Regions from separate parts of the Homo sapiens genome. Here region 1 is linked to region 2. A link is a loop called in an ENCODE intact Hi-C map of the cell type or tissue named here. Cell type or tissue: lower leg skin. All regions are shown on one strand. Each heading gives the region's core, and the rest is flanking DNA. Links, peaks and the distances in the headings are about the cores only.

Region 1 (9,502 bases), core at 391-8,390, 230 kb before region 2:
AATTCATTCATGTTGTAGCATGTATCATTACTCATACCTTTTTATGGATAAATAATATTCCATTCCTTGGCTATACCTTATTTTATTTTTCATCAGTTGATGGACATTTGGCTTGTTTCCATTGTTTGGCTATTATGAATACTGTTATCAATATTTATATACAGATTTGTGGACATGTTTTTGTATTTCTTGGGTATGTACCAAGGAGTAGAATTGCTTGGTGATCAGTCAACTTTATGTTTAACTTTTTGAGGAATTGCCAAACTGTTTTCCAAGTAGCTGCACCATTTTATAATCCTATAAACAGTGTATGAGGGTTTCAATTTCTCCACATTCTGATCAACATTTGTTACACTTGTTAGATTACGTCTTTATTTTACCCATTGTATTATGTGTGAAGTAGTATATAAATGTGGTTTTGATTTGCATTTTCCCACTGATTAATTATGTTGAGCATCTTTTCATGTGCTTATTGGCCAGTTATTTATCTTCTTGGAGAAATGTCTATTCAAATCCTTTGCCCATTTTAAAAATTAGATTGTCTTTTTATTGTTGAGTTTTAAGAGTTCTTGTCCCTTATCAGATACAAGTCCCTTATCGGATACATGATTTTCAAATACTCTCATTCTTTGGGTTGCCTTTTCATTTTCTTAATGTCATTTAAAGCACAAAACTTAATTTGATGAAGTCCGATTTGTAATTTTTTTCTTTTAGGCAACTTTTACATAATATTTAATGGTATAATAATTAATTCCTTTTGTGTTAATATATCTGCTTGAAGATTTTATTTTTTTCTCCTCAAAAAAGTCTAGCCTTAATGATATTTATAATGTACTGTTATCAAGTTTCTCATCAATGTTTGTTAGGTCCTCAAGTATCCAAGTGTTTCTGATAATAAAACATCGAGGACTGCCTTTGTGACAGTCTCTATTATAATGCCGTATTTTCAATTAATTGTTTTCATTAAATTTAGAATTTGGTTTGTATGCTTATAGAATTCTGGGACTCAAGTGTAGGAAGCTGAGATGGGATAGATTAAAAAAGGAACCTCATAGGTAACCATTTACCTAATGTCCTTCATAAACAATGTATTTACCATCATCTTCCTCCTTCCCTCTCAAACTGTAGGGTTTGCTTTCATTCAAAAATGTTGAATGTAAGCACTGAAATAACCAGTCAAATATTTTAATGCAGTAACTTCACGTAATGACGGGGATAATAAAAACCTATGTGGTTGCTATCATTGGGATACAAAAAAGCTTATAGAAATTTTATGTAGAACTTATTAATCATGATACTAGCTAACATTTATTTATTAGTGCTTATTATGTGCCAAACACAAAGTGCTTTATATTATCTGAATTAATTTTCACAGCAGCTCTTTGAGGTAAGTAGTACCGTTTTTTCCATTTTCCTCATTTTTACATGTGAGGAAACTGAGGTATAGAGAAATTAAATAGCTTGCTGTCTTAGGTTGAACTGCTCTGTCAAAATACCATTGATTGGGTGGCTTATAAAAATAGAATTGTATCTCTCACAGTTCTGGAAGCTGGGAAGTCCAAGATCAAGGTAGCAGCCTATTTGGTATCTGGTGAGGATCCTCTTCCTCATAGACAGCCGTCTTCCCACTATAACTTCACATAGCAGAAGGCAGGCAAGGAAGCTCTCTCAGGCCTTTTTCAAATGGGCATTAATTCCATTCATTGGAGTTCCGCCCTTATGACTGATCATCTTCCAAAGGCACCACCTCCTAATACCATCACTTCGGGGGTTAAGATTTCAACATATGAGTTTTGGGGGAACACAAACATTCAGTTCATTGCACTTGCCCAGGGGTTTTACAGTTAATAAGTTGTGGAGCTAAGATTCATCCTCAGACAACTTGATTTCACAGCTAAGTTTTAAATCATAGCCTACACCCTGATAAAACTTCTATACTCTTGATAGTAAAGGATAACAGTAGGGATTGAACAATGTATCTTCTCTTGTTTCTATGTGCTCTATACTTTTCCAAGAAATAATTTCCTACTGATTGTATAACTTATCTTTCTTCCTCCTGAATTAGATGAAAAAGGCTCTGCTTGATGTAATATTGCGAGTCTTTAATGATCATGTATTTCAGATCTCAGTGGGAAATGGAAAAACATAATCTGGAAAGCACAATGAAAACATACGTAAGCAAACTGAACGCAGAAACTAGCAGAGCTTTAACAGCCGAGGTAACAACAAAACGGGGACAGGGGTATGGGGTGAGGGGAAAAGTTTTACTTGTATACCATCATACTAAAGAATTTGTAAAAGATTGTTTTTTGTATAAACAGAAATAAGACATCTTAGGATCAGCCAGGAAAATACAGTTGAAAGTCTTGTGCTTTTTTGACTCATTGGCAAATCATGTGTGAATACTTCAGTTTTGATGTTCTTATGTTGTTTTCTGCCAATGACTTGAAGAAATTGGTCTGTTACAGTATGTATAGCAAATACAGACATCTTGGGGAAATTCTCATGAAGCCAAGTCACTAAGCCAAACTTCTAATAATAGCATTTTACTGCTGCCACAATATCTTCTTTGCTACTTCCAATATATATCTTACAAAAATACTTACACATCATACACCTGAATGTAAAAAACCAGCTTTTCAGACTGCCAGCTTTTTCTAAGTTAGAACACCACAGCTAGGGTCTCTCAAAAGAAATATGATTGTATGTGTGTATGTAATTTTTATTTATACATAACAAAACTTGATATACAGTAAGATTCACATTTTTGGAGAGATCACTGACATTAAAAGCACTACAAACCTTACACCTCTGTCATGGGTAAGCTCTGTTCTCTAGCAGAGTACTTGGGATCCTGGAAGTCAGCAACCAAGAAGTAGTATCTGAACCAAAAATTCGTGAAGAATACTGTTGGGGTACTAGCTTTAACAAAAGAAACAGTTCAGATTACTTTAAAAGCTCGTTTGTATAGAGTGTTTTTTATTGTTTTTAATCAGTAAATTTCTTTGTGCTTCTATTATTAATTTTAGAAAGAACTTTTTAATACTTAATGCTGTCCAACAGTGTATTTTAGTGAATACTGAGTGTTTAGTAGTAAAAAACAGAGGCTAAATTACTGCAAGTAGTGATATGGAAAGGATTCCTGCTGCGAGAGAGACACTGAACTACGTAATCTCCCAAGCCCGTTTCTGTCTTTCTGTATGGTCTTATTATTACCTCTTCATCAATGACAAAAGAATAGATAGCAGGAGTGTTCTCAAACTTTACTGCATGTTAGAATTATCAGAGAGCTTTTAAAAATGCCAATGCCCAAGCTATACTCAGTATCAATCAAATTAGAATATCTGGGACCAAGGCACCATTTTTGAAAGTTTCTGAGACGATTCCAGTATGATTACAAATTTGAAAAGACATGATCTGGAATGTTTACCAACCTAGTAACCATTAAATAAGGAAATTAGAATTGCAGAGGTGGCATTGATTTAAAAGCTTTTGTAATGTATCTTGAATGGTCAAGGAACCTAGATGCTATTGGAAGAAATTGAGAAATAGCTTTAAATTTACTTGAGATGATTGAGAAGAGAATGTTCCTTTACAAGCACACCTTCAACTTCTTTCTCTTTCTCTCAAAAACCTGTAGGTGTATTTCTTACAGTGTCGTAGGGATTTTGGTTTGCTTCATCTAGAGCAGACTGAAAAGGAATGTCTCAATCAGCTTGCCAGGGTGACTCACATGGCAGCAAGGTAACCTTTCCCTCTTCCTTAATGCATCTTAATTTTAGAGATGTTAGCAAGTGTCTCCACGGTTGAATATAATCTGTGATGTGTTTTACATATGTGACATCAGAGTTCTTAAAGAAGCTCTTGTGGTTTTTTTGGGTTTTTTTTCATTTTTTTCCCCCTGAAATTCCTTTTACCAGAAGCTCTTGTTGTTGTTGTTTTTGTTGTTGTTGTTTAAACCTCAAAAGTCATTTAGTTACTTTGATGCTTGTACTTGGCTGCTTCTGCTGAAGCACTGAGAAGTCTAATGAGTACTATGTACAATAATAGCTGCTGAAAGATTTTTTCCCTTCCTCTGTAGTGAAGTAGATCAAAAGTCTCAGAGACATACGTGAACACCAGATACTTATGAAACAAGGTGGATTCTAATTGGAAGACTTTTTTTCTAATTGTTTTCCTTTGTAATGATTTTAAACACCTACAGAATATGTTGAGGGAAACATCAGTATTAACACCTAAATCGTATGTTAAAGGTAGTTTTCTGCTGTGCTTTTATAGTAATTATAGAGTAATTTTCAAATATTGAACAGGTTGCATGAAATTCTCCTTAAATTTATAATCTCATGGGGTACACCAAACTTAAAGAATTAATTAAATTAGAATCTCTGGGACCCAGGCATCATTATTTTTAAATGATTATTATTTTAATAATCAGCATTGTTCTTTCATTCTAAAGAATCAGAGTCTTTGATGTTAGCTAGATTATCAGGATATACTGATGTGCACTCAAGTCAGGGAAGTACTGTTGTAAATGATCAGTCTATTTTTGCTTGCTAGAAGAAGAAAGAGTGCTCTATACATTAGGATATTATGGAACTTCTTTGTATGAGATTATGTTAGTGATAACTTGTTCAGCTCTTATAAAATTGTTGGGCTGGGTGATACTGGCGTGGGATGTTATAATGGATAGAACCTTTTAAAAGGCCATATGAAATCTCTTTTCTAGAGATAATAGACCCTAACAACTTCAAAGTTGTTCCTACTTTTGTTAAGTCATTTGGTAGGCATGAGTTGATAAAACTATTGTTTGTGCAATTTATGTACTATATAAAGGCAGCAACCTCATTCGTACTCAAATAGAAGATATTTCTAATTTATCCTCCCAGAGACAGTATCTTTTTCTAATTTGCAAAGGAGCCATATAGGCCAACCATGGCTTTTTGATGTCAGAGTTAATGTGAAGATAGTCCAAAACTTGCTTCCAACATGGGTCAACATTTTAGAGAACACTGCTGTATTAGATTACTAAGGCTTTCCTGCTTCATTGGAAAGATTCCTTACAAAGGTTTTATAATATATACTAAAAAGACATCATCAAGATAGAAAAAACTTGTTCTGGAAGCATCAATTTTATTTGCTTGTGAAAAATGAATTTTTTATTACTGTTTTTGTTATTTTTAGTAACAAACCTGTCCATACCTCTTTATGTCCATTTGAAGTAATTGTTGGTGATGGGGGTAATTTTGTTTTTTGTTGACATATATGCTAGAAAGCGTGATAGACATGTTTGGAAACCTAAGTGTTATAAAAAGAAAGAGTTTTCTTTTGTGTCTCCTTTTCTACAACAGCAACCTAGAATCACTTCAATTAAAGGCTGCGGTAGACAGTTGGAATGCCATTGTGGCAGATGTTAGAAACAAGATTGCATTCCTCAGGGTAAGTCCTGAAGTATATTTGGAGAAAATTGGCTTAATGTTATAGGTGGTGTAAAGTTAGAAGACATATTAGTAGAAAAATTTAAGGAAGAACATATTTTCCATTTTAGTTATAAAAGTTTATGCCTTCACTTTGAGATTACTTCCATGTGGTTGGTTGTAGATAACATCCTAGACTCACACGTGTAGTCTTTTATATCCTTAGTCAAGAAAATAAACTCAAAAATTGTGCCCTCACACCTAGCTTTCCTAGAATTTCAAAGCTAACAGTGCCCCAATCAAAACTAAATGTTTTGGCCAGGCATAGTGGCTCATGCCTATAATCCCAGCATTTTGGGAGCCAAGGCGAGAGGATCACTTGAGCCAGGTGCTCACGGTTATGGTGAGTTATGATCATGCCACTGTACTACAGCCTGGACAATAGAGTGAGACTCTCTCTAAAACAAAATTTGGAATAAAAACTAAATGTTTTAATGCGGTCTGAGTAATAATGTGTTTACAGAATAAAAAAGAAAATCAAGTAGGCCTGTATTTGTTTTCAATCTAACTTTTTATGTAATTATTCCATAATGCAAAATAGTAAATTCTTAAGTACTGGTGTAGGACCATGCTACAGGTAATCTAAAGACATAATCCACTGAATATTTATTAATTGATTTTGTTTTAGAATCTTTTTATATTTATATACTAAGGTTGATAGATAATGTTGATTTTTTTGTGATTTCACAACACTATCAGCAAAAAAAAAAGCATTGTCATTCAGTTGTGAAGTGCCAAAAGCAACTGGATATTTGTCCAACTCCCTTGGGGGTTTTCACTGTTTCTCTCCAAACTCTTTCTTACTCAGTCTTTAGTGATGCTTAGCGTTTCTGTTGGGTTTATTCAAAATTTTTGCCTCAAAAGACCTGCCCCATGTTTTCTTCCAAGCACATGTCCTCCATGCAGAAGTTTCTAAATGTTTTGTTTTATAAGACTTTCCTTCCCAGTTCCTACGCGTTCTTTACAAAATAATATGGTAAGCAAAAGTGGGGACAATGCCAAAAAATGTTGAAAATGTGTTGTTAAACTTCCAGGTTGGAGTTTTTGTCAGAATCCAAGAGAATAAAATGTGTATGGAGCTAGAACAAGCTAGAGTTACAGATTGTGAGATAAACACAATGTAGAATTTCATAAGTAATCTCTAAAATTTTTCCTTCCGTTTTTAAAATGAACATTTGCAAGTAGTTTAACTGCTTGTTACAAATATATTTTTTCCTGTTTTTTAGCCAGTATAATATTTATAGCTTCTTGAATCTTTAGTCTCTTTTTTTATTTGTATCAGTGGTTCCTATTTTAGAGCTGAAAATTTTGGAAGCACTGAGGAATTATCACAAGAATCTGTGAATTATCTGTGTCTCTGTTTCTTATTAACCAATAACGACTCCTAAAAATACAACTGTTTACATGTGGGGATGGTCTATAGAATTTTTTTTTTTTTTTGGTCAGAACCTGTTTTTATATTATTTCTGACAGGTTGGCAACCACTCTTGTATGTTGTATTATTCAAAACTACATCAGATATTCCCATATGCTGTCTCTTTAAAGTTGGTTGTTCTCTAAAGTATTTTTAGTCTTCTTCTACCAGACACAGTACAATGAACAAATAAACAAAGTCAAGCAAGGATTTGCCTTGAGTACCTTGCCTCCAGTCCAGCTTCCTCCTCCACCACCCAGTCCTGAGATACTGGTAAGAAATACAACATTTTGAATAATTGCCCTTTTCATTTTGACAAAATGGTAAGGGCTGTGAAACACTGAATATGCAGTATGTTTAACGTGTGTTCAAAATGGAATAGGCACATATTGTGAGTATCACTTGTAATTATGACCATACCTTCGAGTCACCAGATGATATAATTAGATGGGTGAGGCCTATACAATAGGTTGTATCACTGGATTTTAGTGAAGCATTTGATATACATAGAGTAATATTTTCTCATTCACCCTATTTCACCTACCTTGTGGGAGCTAAATAATGAATACTCAGACTTCCCAGTGTCCTCATGTTACCACTAGATCAGAGGTCCCCAACCTCTGGGCCACGGACCAGTGCACAGCAGGAGGTGAGCAGTGGGTGAAGAAGCAAAACTTTATCTGTATGTACAGCTGCTCCCCATTGCTCACATTACCACCTGAGCTCTGCATCCTGTCAAATCAGCTGCAGCACTAGATTCTCACAGGAGTGTGAACCATATTGTGAACTGTGCATGTGAAGGATCTAGGTTATGTGCTCCTTGTGAGAATCTAATGCCTGGTGATCTGTCACTGTCTCCCATCACCCCCAGATGGGACTATCTAGTTGCAGAAAAACAAGCTTGGGGCTCCCACTAATTCTACATTATAGTGAGTTATATGATTATTTTATTATATATTACAATGTAATAATACTAGAAATAAAGTGCACAATAAATGTAATGTGCTTGAATTCTCCCAAAACCATCTCCACTCCCCAGTTCTTGAAAAAATTATCTTCCATGAAACCAGTCCCTGGTGCCGAAAAGATTGGGGACCGCTGCACGAAATGACTGAAACATCTCAATGTAATACCCTGCATGGCTGGACCTCACCTCTGCATTTCTACTTTAGACTTTCTTTTTGTGAAGTTTTATATTCTATTCTACCTCCAACAGCAAGGACAGCTTCCACTTCTGCCCCTTCTCTGCTTGTTGTTAGGGGCCAGTGGATCTTAATCAGATAAACTAATCCCTGTCCTGTATGTCTGGGAAACATAGCACCCTAACCCAGTAAATTCACACAGCTTTCCAAAAGACCTTTTAAGAGGGTGTCATTGGATGACAATTTTTATTATCTTAAGAGATCTGGCAGTAGGAAGAGAGGAAAAGTGTAAGTTATGTGGGGACAGATGACTTTGATATCACCACTCCTGCTTATAATAGAAACCTGAAAATGTTATTTCTCCTCATGGTTGAGTATAACAAAGAATTTAAAAATTATATAATTTGTATGGAGTTACACTGTTTCAAAAGCAGGATCTATAGCTAAAAGAATTATGGGATATACATCATGGGCTTTAGTTTAGAATGATAGTTTTGCCTTTTATATTTTTGGTCAATTCAGTTTCTATAGGAACACTGGATTATGAGCATTATTATTCTAGGCTTGGATCATCATCATACCCAACTACTCTGATAAGGAATGTGTTCCAGAGAAATTCCAAAGATTCCCTGCAGTAACACATATTTTTTTGTGGGATGTCTAAAAACACTGTACCTTCTGCCCACATTCAAAATACTGTCCTTAGATTGTAGTTAAATTCTTCAATGGCTCTTAACTATAAAATGGGTCCAGAGACTGTGAAGCTGTTGTTTGGAGTTTCCTGGAACCAGACCAGTATAAGCCTTGGCTGTCTGATACAAGTGATATTCTTTAGCTGACAAACATAGTCAAACCTTGACCTCCAGACCCTCCAGATCCTTTTATCCCTTTGGAGACTTTCTTATGTCTGACATGTCTTACCCGGGTTTAGTTAAGTACAAAAACCTACTGGCAGTTAGGCTGTGTGGTAATTTATAAGCATCCTTTGCTAACATTCTGAGGGGTTCACCTGTATCTTTTGTGCTTCCTAATTAGGGTCACTGCTGTGCTTGATTAAGCTAACAGTTGTGTTAAAGTACAAGCATTGGTGACCACTGAGCATCAGAGGAGAGAGTTTGGGAGAAGAGCACCTAGAAACGTTACAGTGCTATTTGCTGTAAATTGAGATGGTACCTACAATGGAAGTACACTAATGAGGTCTGGGTTCAGATCCTAACTTTGTGAAGAGCTATGTTGATCTTGGGAAAAATCAGCTCTTCTGGACTTTTGATTTCCCATCAGTGAATTAGGAAATTGTACTGGATGATCTGATCACTCAAGTCCCATCTATTTCTGGGATACTAGTGTTCTAAGGAGTGGTCACCAGACTTCCATAGTAGAGACTTCTATGAAAGTGTGGATTGTTCCCAGTTTAACCCAGTAATTCTATGTGTTTCATTGTATCTTGATTTTTGTAGCTTGGCTATTTAATC
Region 2 (9,502 bases), core at 463-8,462:
TTTATAGATGGTTATATTCTTAGACCTCATTGGAATGGCCAATTAAATGTGACTCAAGAGCCAAGATATTAAAGTATCTTGGACAAGTATATAGCCTTCCTCAAGGTCAGACTGGGAAATATTCCCTAAGAAGCAACCTTAGCTTCATGTACCTGAGGCCTTAAAGATTCTAAAAGTTGGAGGTGCCAGAATGCACTGATACATGATGAGGGCCGGGCACCATGCTAGACATTTATGTGTGTTAGCTCATGTCATCCACACAGTAACCCAACCAGATACCTGAAATCTCATTTCATGGGTATGGAAACTCTGGTTTATCAAGGTAAAATAGGTACAATGACTTACCCAGAGTGATAGAGTTAGCGAGTGGTGGAGACGAGATCTGCATGCATGGAAGCCTGTGACCTTTTTCTTATATTTTACAAAGGAAATATGTAGGACTCCATGTCCCCAAGGTACTTTAAAGGTCAATGCTAGGAGATAGAATGTGGATGGATTCTGGCCATTTCCATGGCAACCATGGGGATGGGACGCTCAAAGAGATGTGAGAAGTTATGGTTTCCACACCTGGTCACGCATTACAACCACCATGACTATCAGAGATACACATTTTCTTTCATGTTGAAAGATTTCCAGGTAACTTTTATGTAGACAGCCTATCACTGGCCTGCCATTCTGTGCTTGATGAAGAGCACTCAGAATTAGGTGTAGGGAAAAAAGTAAATCGCCTGTGACGTAGAGTCCATAGGCAGCAATCTGAGACTCAGTGGCCAGAAGAGTCCAAAGAAATCTGGGCTTGCCATTTAAATCAAATGTAAAAATTTTTTCCTCGATTTTGTTTCTAAACAATTAATCCTTTTGAGGTGCTAAAGGCATCATTTCCTGCATTGTGAAAGTCTCATGGAATGATACAATATTAGAGGTGGAAGGAAACTCAGCAATTGTTTCTCTTCAAGAGCGGAGAAGACCAAGACTCAGACGTAAAGTGACTTGTCAAAGGTCACTAGAATCCAGATCTGACGCTCACTCCAGTGCAGTCTCCACCAAGCCATTCTGCCTCTCTAAATACTTTTCTCAACATTGTGTGCCATTCTGCTGAAAAAAACTTGGTATTCTCGGGGTTTAATTTCAACATTCAATTTTGCCTACCTGCAGCTGTCCCCAGAAACAAATACTGAGTACTGAAAAAGCTATTCCCTGTCCACCCAATTTTAATGATTTAAATTTCTTCAGCAAGCACAGGACCCTACCTTGGGTTTTTTGTTGTTGTTGTTGTTGTTGTTGTTGTTGTTGTTGTTTTGAGACAGATTCTTGCTCTGTCGCCCAGGCTGGAGTGCAGTGGCGCGATCTCAGCTCACTGCAAGCTCCGCCTCCCGGGTTCGCGCCATTCTTCTGCCTCAGCCTCCCAAGTAGCTGGGACTACAGGCGCCCACCACCGCGCCCGGCTAATTTTTTGTATTTTTAGTAGAAACGGGGTTTCACCGTGTTAGCCAGGATGGTCTCGATCTCCTGATCTCGTGATCTGCCCACCTCAGCCTCCCAAAGTGCTGGGATTATAGGCGTGAGCCACCGCGCCCGGCCCTACCTTGGTTTTAAATGTCAGGACTTTTCTGTATTTCATTTTCATTTCTAAAGGTTATTCTAATATAAATGGGGGAGGGGGAGCAGAGCTTGTAGGTCTCTTCATTTGCCTCTTAGTCATGCTTTCAGTGTTAAACAAACCACATTTTCTGAGTTATTTCCCCAATAACTTTTACACCAACACGTTTTGGAAAGAAAAATGAGGGAAACATTTGCTACACCTAAGCCATTTCCTATCTACTCTTCTGCTTTAAACAAACACTTCTCTAGCTAAAATGTTCTCTGTTCATGCCTGGAGAACCCAGGCTTCACTGAAGGAGCAGCTGCTGATTGGCTGCTGCAGTGTGGGGAAGGGAGGGAAATCAGATCAGTGCCGTCCTCCTCCTGGACCAGCTGCAACTCATCTGTTTCCTTCTCTCTTTATCTTCATATTTTGGGCCAAAGAATCGGGACATCTGCTTCCTGGTGCATCTTCAGTTGTACAGAAAAACTTGAGTAACATGCTGTTAGCCTAATATTTAAAATTTTTTCTGTCATTTTTATAAGGCAAAAATTATTACAAGCTTTAGTGTCTTTCTCTTCATCTTTCTCTCTTTTTAAAATAATGTCTCTTAAAAAAATAGTAAAAAAAAAAAATGTTGCTTTCCCCAGGAAACACTCCTTGACTGTTAATACAGGTTAGATTCCAGTTATATGCCCTCATAACCCCTTGTATGTCAGCTTTTAGCATTTAACTACAATTACAATGAATTATTCAATCATGTAACTCACTGATGTCTCTTACCCACTATGACGGCAAGGACAATATATGTCTGATTTACTGCTTTATCCCTGGCCTAGTACAGTGCCATGCACCTGGAAAGCACTCAGTAAATATTTCTTTAATGAAAAAAGTAAAATAAAATAATATCTCTTTACTTCGAAGCATCAAAAATTGTGGTAAAAAAAAAACAGGAAAGTAGTAGGAAGATCTAGATTCTTCTTAAACAGTGATGTCATTCTGGTTTGGCCACTACTCTTTGGTCAATGGGAGTCTCAGAAATTAATTAAGGTTCTTGAGGTTCTTCAGACACTTGGCCCACATATCATGGAATCCCTTACTTGAAATGTTACTGTATCGCGGCCGGGTGCGGTGGCTCACACCTGTAATCCCAGCACTTTGGGAGGCCGAGGTGGGCAGATCACGAGGTCAGGAGATCCAGACCATCCTGGCTAATATGGTGAAACCCCGTCTCTACTAAAAATACAAAAAATTAGCCAGATGTGGTGGCGGGCGCCTGTAGTCCCAGCTACTTGGGAGACTGAGGCAGGAGAATGGCGTGAACCCGGGAGGCGGAGCTTGCAGTGAGCCAAGATCACGCCACTGCACTCCAGCCTGGGAGACAGCGAGACTCCGTCTCAAAAGAAAAAAAAAAAAGTTACTGTATAGCCATAAGAAGGAAAACTCATGTAATTCCAATTAAATACAATAAAACTGAACTAAAGTTTTTTAAAAAGTCACTGGACAGTAGGCTCTACTTAAGGCTTATCATCTGAAAGAGGAAGACATTTATTTTAAAATATTCGGTTTATTAAAATACCATGACTTGATATGTAGATTAGGACTATTCCTTTGGACTCAGCATCATGTTGTTAAATTGCAGAGAAAATAATGGAGAAGGAGCAGGACTTTGGTAGAGATGACTTTAAGGAGAGTTGAGGGAAAGAATATGGCTTTCCCCCACAGTCTCTCTCTCTCTTTCTTTTCCCCTCACCTCACCTAACCATGAACTTAACCTAATTTTTTTTTTTTTTTTTTTTTACATGGAGTCTTGCTCTGTTGTCCAGGCTGGAGTGCAGTGGTGCAATCTCGGCTCACCACAACCTCCGCCTCCCAGATACAAGTGATTCTCCTGCCTCAGCCTCCCGAGTAGCTGGGATTGCAGGCATGCACCACAACGCCCGGCTAATTTTTGTTTTTTAGTAGAGATGGGGTTTCACTATGTTGGCCAGGCTGGTCTCGAACTCCTGACCTCGTGATCCGCCCACCTCGGCCTCCCAAATTGCTGGGATTACAGGCGTGAGCCACTGCACTTAGCCCTAAAATTATTTTGCTCCTGAATTTCTGACTTATCTCCTTCTTTGGACCACCCTCAGAAAAAACTATCACATAGATATTGTTTTATGATTTGTTTTCTTATAATGAACAGTTAGCATCTTCACATTCTCCTAATCCACCAACCAGTGCTTTTTGTTTTTGTTTTTGTTTGAGACAGGGTTTTACTCTATCATGCAGGCTGGAGTGCAGTGGCATGATCATGACTCACTGCAGCCTCAATCTCCCAGGCTTAAGAGATCCTCCCACCTCAGCCTCCCAAGTAGCTGGGACCACAAGGTGCACGCCACCACACCTGGCTAATTTTTGTATTTTTTGCAGAGATGGGGTTTTGCCATGTTGCCCAGGCTGTTCTTGAACTTATGGGCTCAAGCGATTCTCCTGCCTCAGCCTCCCAAAGTGCTGGGAATAGAGATGTGAGCCACCGTGTCTGGCCTCAACAAGTTTTCCTAAGCAACCTACCAGGGTGTGCTATGTGACACCAAGAGAGGACACACAGATAGGACAAAGCTATTCTTTGGAAAGGGAAGTGAGTACCCCTTTCACTTCTCTGCTATGAACCTGGGGGGTCAGTTTGGGAGGCAGAAGACCTGGAGTGAGCTTTGGAGACAGCACACAGAACAGAACTTAGAAATCTAAGAGGCAGCATCTCGGGAAAAACCGAAACCAGATCTGGGCAAACTACACAAACCAGTCATGATGCCAAATGGACTATATGCTGAGAGAGAGGATCAAGGCATGAGGCAGCAGAGTGACGGGAGCCTGGGGAAGTCAAAGGGAAACTACAGGGTTCAAAACAGACAGTGGGAGGCAGGGCCCAGGCTAAAGCTGAGCTTGGATGCTCTTAATATGCTACCTATGATGGTGATGGTGTCTGGACGGTGTCCCCTTGGCTCTTCCTACCCATCCCATCTGTGCTGGTAATTAAGTCATGAACTCTCAGCTCCAAGCCCATCCTTCTATAATAGGCTCTGTGATGCTGGGGTGGAGTCCTACTGACAATTCTCCTTTGCCAGCTGTTTCCCTGGTAGGCTCAGCCCATAGCGGGTGCTAGAGAGAAACTGCTAGGCAAGAGGAGGTAGAACGACCTGATCCCTCCCGCTCCTGTCAGCCTTGCCTCAGCAACAGCCCTGTCGTAGCAGTGATCATTGATTGCAATGCTTTTCCTACAGTCCTCTGAGGCACCCTGTGTTCCTTCCATGGAAAACTGGGTCCCAGCTCTCCTCTTTCAAGCTTCTGTGTTCTAATAACCCCAACCTCTTCCCTTTGCTCCCCTAGCCTAGGATGGTAGCTGCTTCCTGCCATTACTAGTTCTGTGTTATTTCAGTGTCCTCTCTTTGCATTTCCAGTCTTCCAATGCCTTTTAAATCAATTCCTTATATTAAACTCTCTCTGTTAATGTAAGTGTGGTCTCCATGTGTTTCCTTGACTGGATCTTGCCTGACTGAAGGGTCAATCCTGTTGAAGGTGGGGAACCCACCTGCTTCTTTTTCTACGTGCACCGAGCACTTACTCTGGAATTTTGTTGAGTGGACTTATTTAATCCTAATAGTCCAGTGATGTTGCTGTTATCCCCATTTAATCCTGGTAGCTGAGACTCAAAGAAGTTATGTCGTTTCCCCAGAGTCACAAAGTACATGCTATTAGAACATGCTAATAGAACTTGATTCAGACCCAGGCTTGCCTGACTCCCAAGCCCTTCTCTTGTATTCCAACTTGCTGTCTGCTGTTCCTGCCAGTGTCCCAACTTCCTCCTTGCACTCTCCCATCATCTCCTTCTCTTTCCTCTGAGTGGGGTGTGCGGAGGTGGTTGAGTCCTGGGGCAGAGGAACAGAAGGGCCCTGAGTGCCCATGAAAGATGGGTGGAGGGGAGGATGTTGAGGCTACAGAGTCCACTGAGTTGAAAGGATCCATGAATACAATACAATGCCTGGAGTGAGAATGGCGCCGCCAGTAGTGAAAATAGCCAGGCCAGGGAGGGAAGCATTGGGTGGGAATTCTGAAAGCGAAAGCCAAGACAGGATGAACTTGGGAAGCAATAGCTTCTGCTTTGAAACTGCTGCCTTTTCCCTAAATAGGTTCAGATACCTTGAGAAAGATTAAGCTACAAGGAAAATGAGTTCTGTTTAGCATTATCCTTATAGCTTGCATTTGCAAATCTTAACAATACATGGAACATTGGACAGTTTAAGGCACAATGTCATCTGGCAACACAACAACTTTGTGGGATTGTTTACCTTGCTGATGTTCTGGCTCTTATAATGATGTTTCCCTTTTCACTTCTAGGAGGCTCAGAGTCCAAAGAGTAACCCACCTTTTGCAAATGAGTAAACTTTGTGTCACCACAGCTACAATAATTTTCCTTATATTATCTGTGATAATTTTATTTCAACATTTTATCTTGCATTGCATACATCTTTGTGAATCTCCTCGAAATCTTTTGGAAAAAAATTCCGAGGACATTTCTACCTCCATCTATATGTTCATCTAAATGTTCTTCTATAACTTTTTCTCGACCTCCATTTATACTTCATTTCTACTGTCATTTATTTCCTCCTTGCCTCCGTTTCTGCACTGATCTGCTCGGACAGCTGTGAGGGAGAAATGGATAGTCCAACTCTGTCTTTGTAGTCTTCCAGTTGTGTGTTTTTAACCCAAATTTGAATATGAAAGCCTAATTATGAAGCTTTTGACATAAAGATGGTTCACATCTGGTCTTAGAAACCTCCACTGTGTTTCTACAAGAAAGCCAGTCGTTGACAGACATACTAATGGGCCTGTGATATAGAACTCAAGCCTTAAAAAGTTCTAACCCATCAAGAAATCCCATTCATCATTTCATTTTCTGGAAAGGATATAAAAAATGAAATGTCAGAGCTATAATGTCAGGACTGTTTAAAATGTCAAGTGCTTGTTGTTGCATAGCCTGGCTGTCTGCTGTTCTGATCAAACCTCCAACTGGCATAATAATTACAGATGATACATCGCATTTTCATGCACAACTGGATGCAAATTTATAATGAATCATATGAAAACATTCTCACTGCCCAGCCTGAAGTTTTTCCCTCTTACTACATAGCTTAAGATTTTTCTTTTGAAGCAGAGCATCATTACTAATGCAAGACAGCATTCATGAATAAGAAATAAGTGCAGAAAAAAAAGTTTCTCAGATAAGCCAGAACTCAGTCATTTATAATATACAGATGCAACAGGAGCAAAGAGGCAGCAAGCACATTTACCACATGGATGTTTAATCTAAGAATGCTAAACTGTGGAGACACTTTCCAATGGATAATCCAGATCTATTTCAAGGTGTAGATTAAGTGCACAAGGAAACACATATGAGAGCTCTAATTTGAACAGATAGGTATGGAGACAATCCTTTAGTGTAATCATTATGTTTTAATCTGCAGAGACAGCACAGAAAAGCAACAATGCATCTGTTTAGGATCTTTATGCAAGTCTCTACTGGATTAAAATAAGTGCTATATTCACAAGCCTATATGAATTATAACAAAGACCTGAAATCAACAGCATGTACATGGGGAAGATTCTATTTCTTCTCTACTGAAATGTTGTGCTCATTGATAGCTGGGACAGGTATTCTCACAGCTACTTCATTTTCACCTTCCCTAGACCAGCCTTGTCAGGAGATTTGGAGGAGTCTGTCTCCATGTCTGGCTGCTTCCCATTACAGATTACTCTCAGCACATTGGAGAAGTCGAAGCTCTTGTAAACAATCTCCAGGAGATCCTGATCTTTTGCCATGCCATTGATAAATTCTTCTAAAGTCAATTCCCCTGGAAAATAATAAACAGTTAATAAGAGGCTTTGTCTATACCACTCACTGGCACAAATGATATACTCACTGGTATGTTTATTGATATTCTTTTGATATCCTTTCCCCTCAACCAGACTCTAAGATCTTTGAAGATCTTCATTTAAACAAAAAAAAAAAAAAAAAGCATTCACTGGTGGTGTTGCCAATGAAAATAAAGATAATGAAACTATTTTTACGTTTAGTTGAAAACATCAGGTAATGCCCCAGATGAAATAAGAGCACATATGCAATTATATCTCTGCACAGTATTGGTTTTTGGACTTTTAATCTTGAAGATATGACCAAGTCTTAGGAGCATGACAGATTGGAGATTTTTAAGATCAAGACAAAATGACTACTCACAAGGCTATTTTCAATATTCTTCTCTCTGAAGAAATAATTCTTGGGACTGTCTAAAGCTGTGAGAAAGCTTCAACATGTGTTCATTCCACAGGTTATTTTTGCTCATTAGTTCTCTACTCCTTTTCTGGTTTTTGAGTCCTGATCTTATCACCTTGACTTACACCTTAGGTCTGTGCTGGCCAGCCCACTGCTGTAAATTTATCGCCTTATATCCATGTGTCCTGGCTGCCATGTTTTTCTACTACCTTCACCCCACAAGATGACTTTCAAACATTTTTGGGGAGGGGGAATTCTCTGTTGATATAAATCATTTGGGTTGGGATTATGAGTGTGTTCAAGTTGAAGGGTACAGATGCAGTTATTGATCTCAAAGAGACTGTACCCAGGGGAGGTTTGTGGATGGATAGATCAGCCAAAGACGGACGGAGTGCATTCAAGAACTGGAGAAAGTACATTCAAGGAAGGAAGTCAACAGGGACTGAAGTCAGGTGTTAGGCTGTACCTATACTTTTTAATGGAGAAGACAAATATCTAAAATACCACAATATTGATTCAAATGTCAAACAGCATGCATCATCATATATTCGTAAGACACCTCCCTTTTGGTTTCAATGCAAAATGCTAAAATGCATTTTTTAAGAGAAAAATCTAATCTGTGTTCTTTATGTTTTGCTTATGCCAAAGAAAGGTCTGTGAAAAACCTTAGTTAACAGCAGTCATGAGTAGGGCCCCATGTGTGTCACAGAAAAGGTACAATCGTAGAATAAACCATAGGGAGTAGAGAAGATTGCAAATTTTTAAAAGTGGTATGTGTGTGGCAGGGGAGAGTCCCATGGGTCAGTGGCAACGGGGTAGGGAACCTCAAACAATCACAGAATAACCGCCCTTTGCAAAAGAAAATCACAGCTGGCAAATTCCCAACCCCAAAGACTTTTCAAATTTATCGGGGCTCAGCATGACCAAGAGAGAAGTGGAAGTGGAGCTGGAGACAGTTTTGACTGTTTAGTTATCAAACTTCTCTGCTATAACTACTGGCTATAGAAGAGGCAGCATCTGAAAGAACCGGGATATAGTAGTGGTCTCAGCTGAAAAGCAATACAGGTTACTGACATGGAAAAGACAGAAAAGATGGAAGTATTCACTGCTGTTTTTTCACTTTCTTCAAAACACTTGTGAATTCTGCTTATTAACTTTTTTCATGTTACCTAACCACTTACCATAAAAAAAAATCTCTGTTCCAAATCATCAAACTCTACCTATAGTAACATGTTTACCATATCTAAACTACTTCTTTTGAAATTTTCCTCAGTTTCCCTCCAGCACTCAACATTCATTCATTTATTCATCATGTTTATTAAGCCCTAACCACAATTACCATTTCTATTACCACACAGCTACCGCCACTATAGCCGACGACAGTGCTATGAATATGGTAGGTGCTCAGAAGGCACACACTGACTAATTGCCTTCCTTTATCTGATGTTCTTTAACATTACTTCCTATTCTGCTTTGATTTGACTGTGGATTTACGCCCCAACAAATTAAAAGAATGGGCTTCCGTATTTCCCTAGAAAGAGTCACCTGTGGAGGTCCAGAAGCTTCCCACTAAAGAATCTACCAGCAAGGCCGTGAGCGGTGGCTCA

Evidence for each region. A loop is a pair of places that touch in the nucleus more often than their neighbours do. Peaks named below come from ENCODE experiments on the same cell type or tissue, not always from the same donor. Only the 100,000 strongest peaks of a DNase experiment are listed, where the experiment ranks them.
Region 1: a loop joins it to region 2, with 3 times the contacts of the local background. A loop is called at or near these places in 86 of 110 quality-filtered maps.

The regions. Positions count from the first base shown.
Region 1 is chr3:108,670,438-108,679,939 of GRCh38, forward strand. DZIP3 (DAZ interacting zinc finger protein 3) reads left to right here. Exons shown (of 33, transcript NM_014648.4): 23 at 2,123-2,219; 24 at 3,641-3,744; 25 at 5,349-5,436; 26 at 7,060-7,161. Among named protein-coding and RNA genes, the nearest start is that of RETNLB, 82 kb to the right of the region's middle. RefSeq lists a silencer at 7,436-7,607. In lower leg skin, for the core only: no CTCF peak of the experiment used is centred there; no DNase peak of the experiment used is centred there.
Region 2 is chr3:108,900,734-108,910,235 of GRCh38, forward strand. GUCA1C (guanylate cyclase activator 1C) reads right to left here. Exons shown (of 4, transcript NM_005459.4): 4 at 7,059-7,476. The coding sequence ends at 7,289. Among named protein-coding and RNA genes, the nearest start is that of GUCA1C, 48 kb to the right of the region's middle. In lower leg skin, for the core only: no CTCF peak of the experiment used is centred there; no DNase peak of the experiment used is centred there.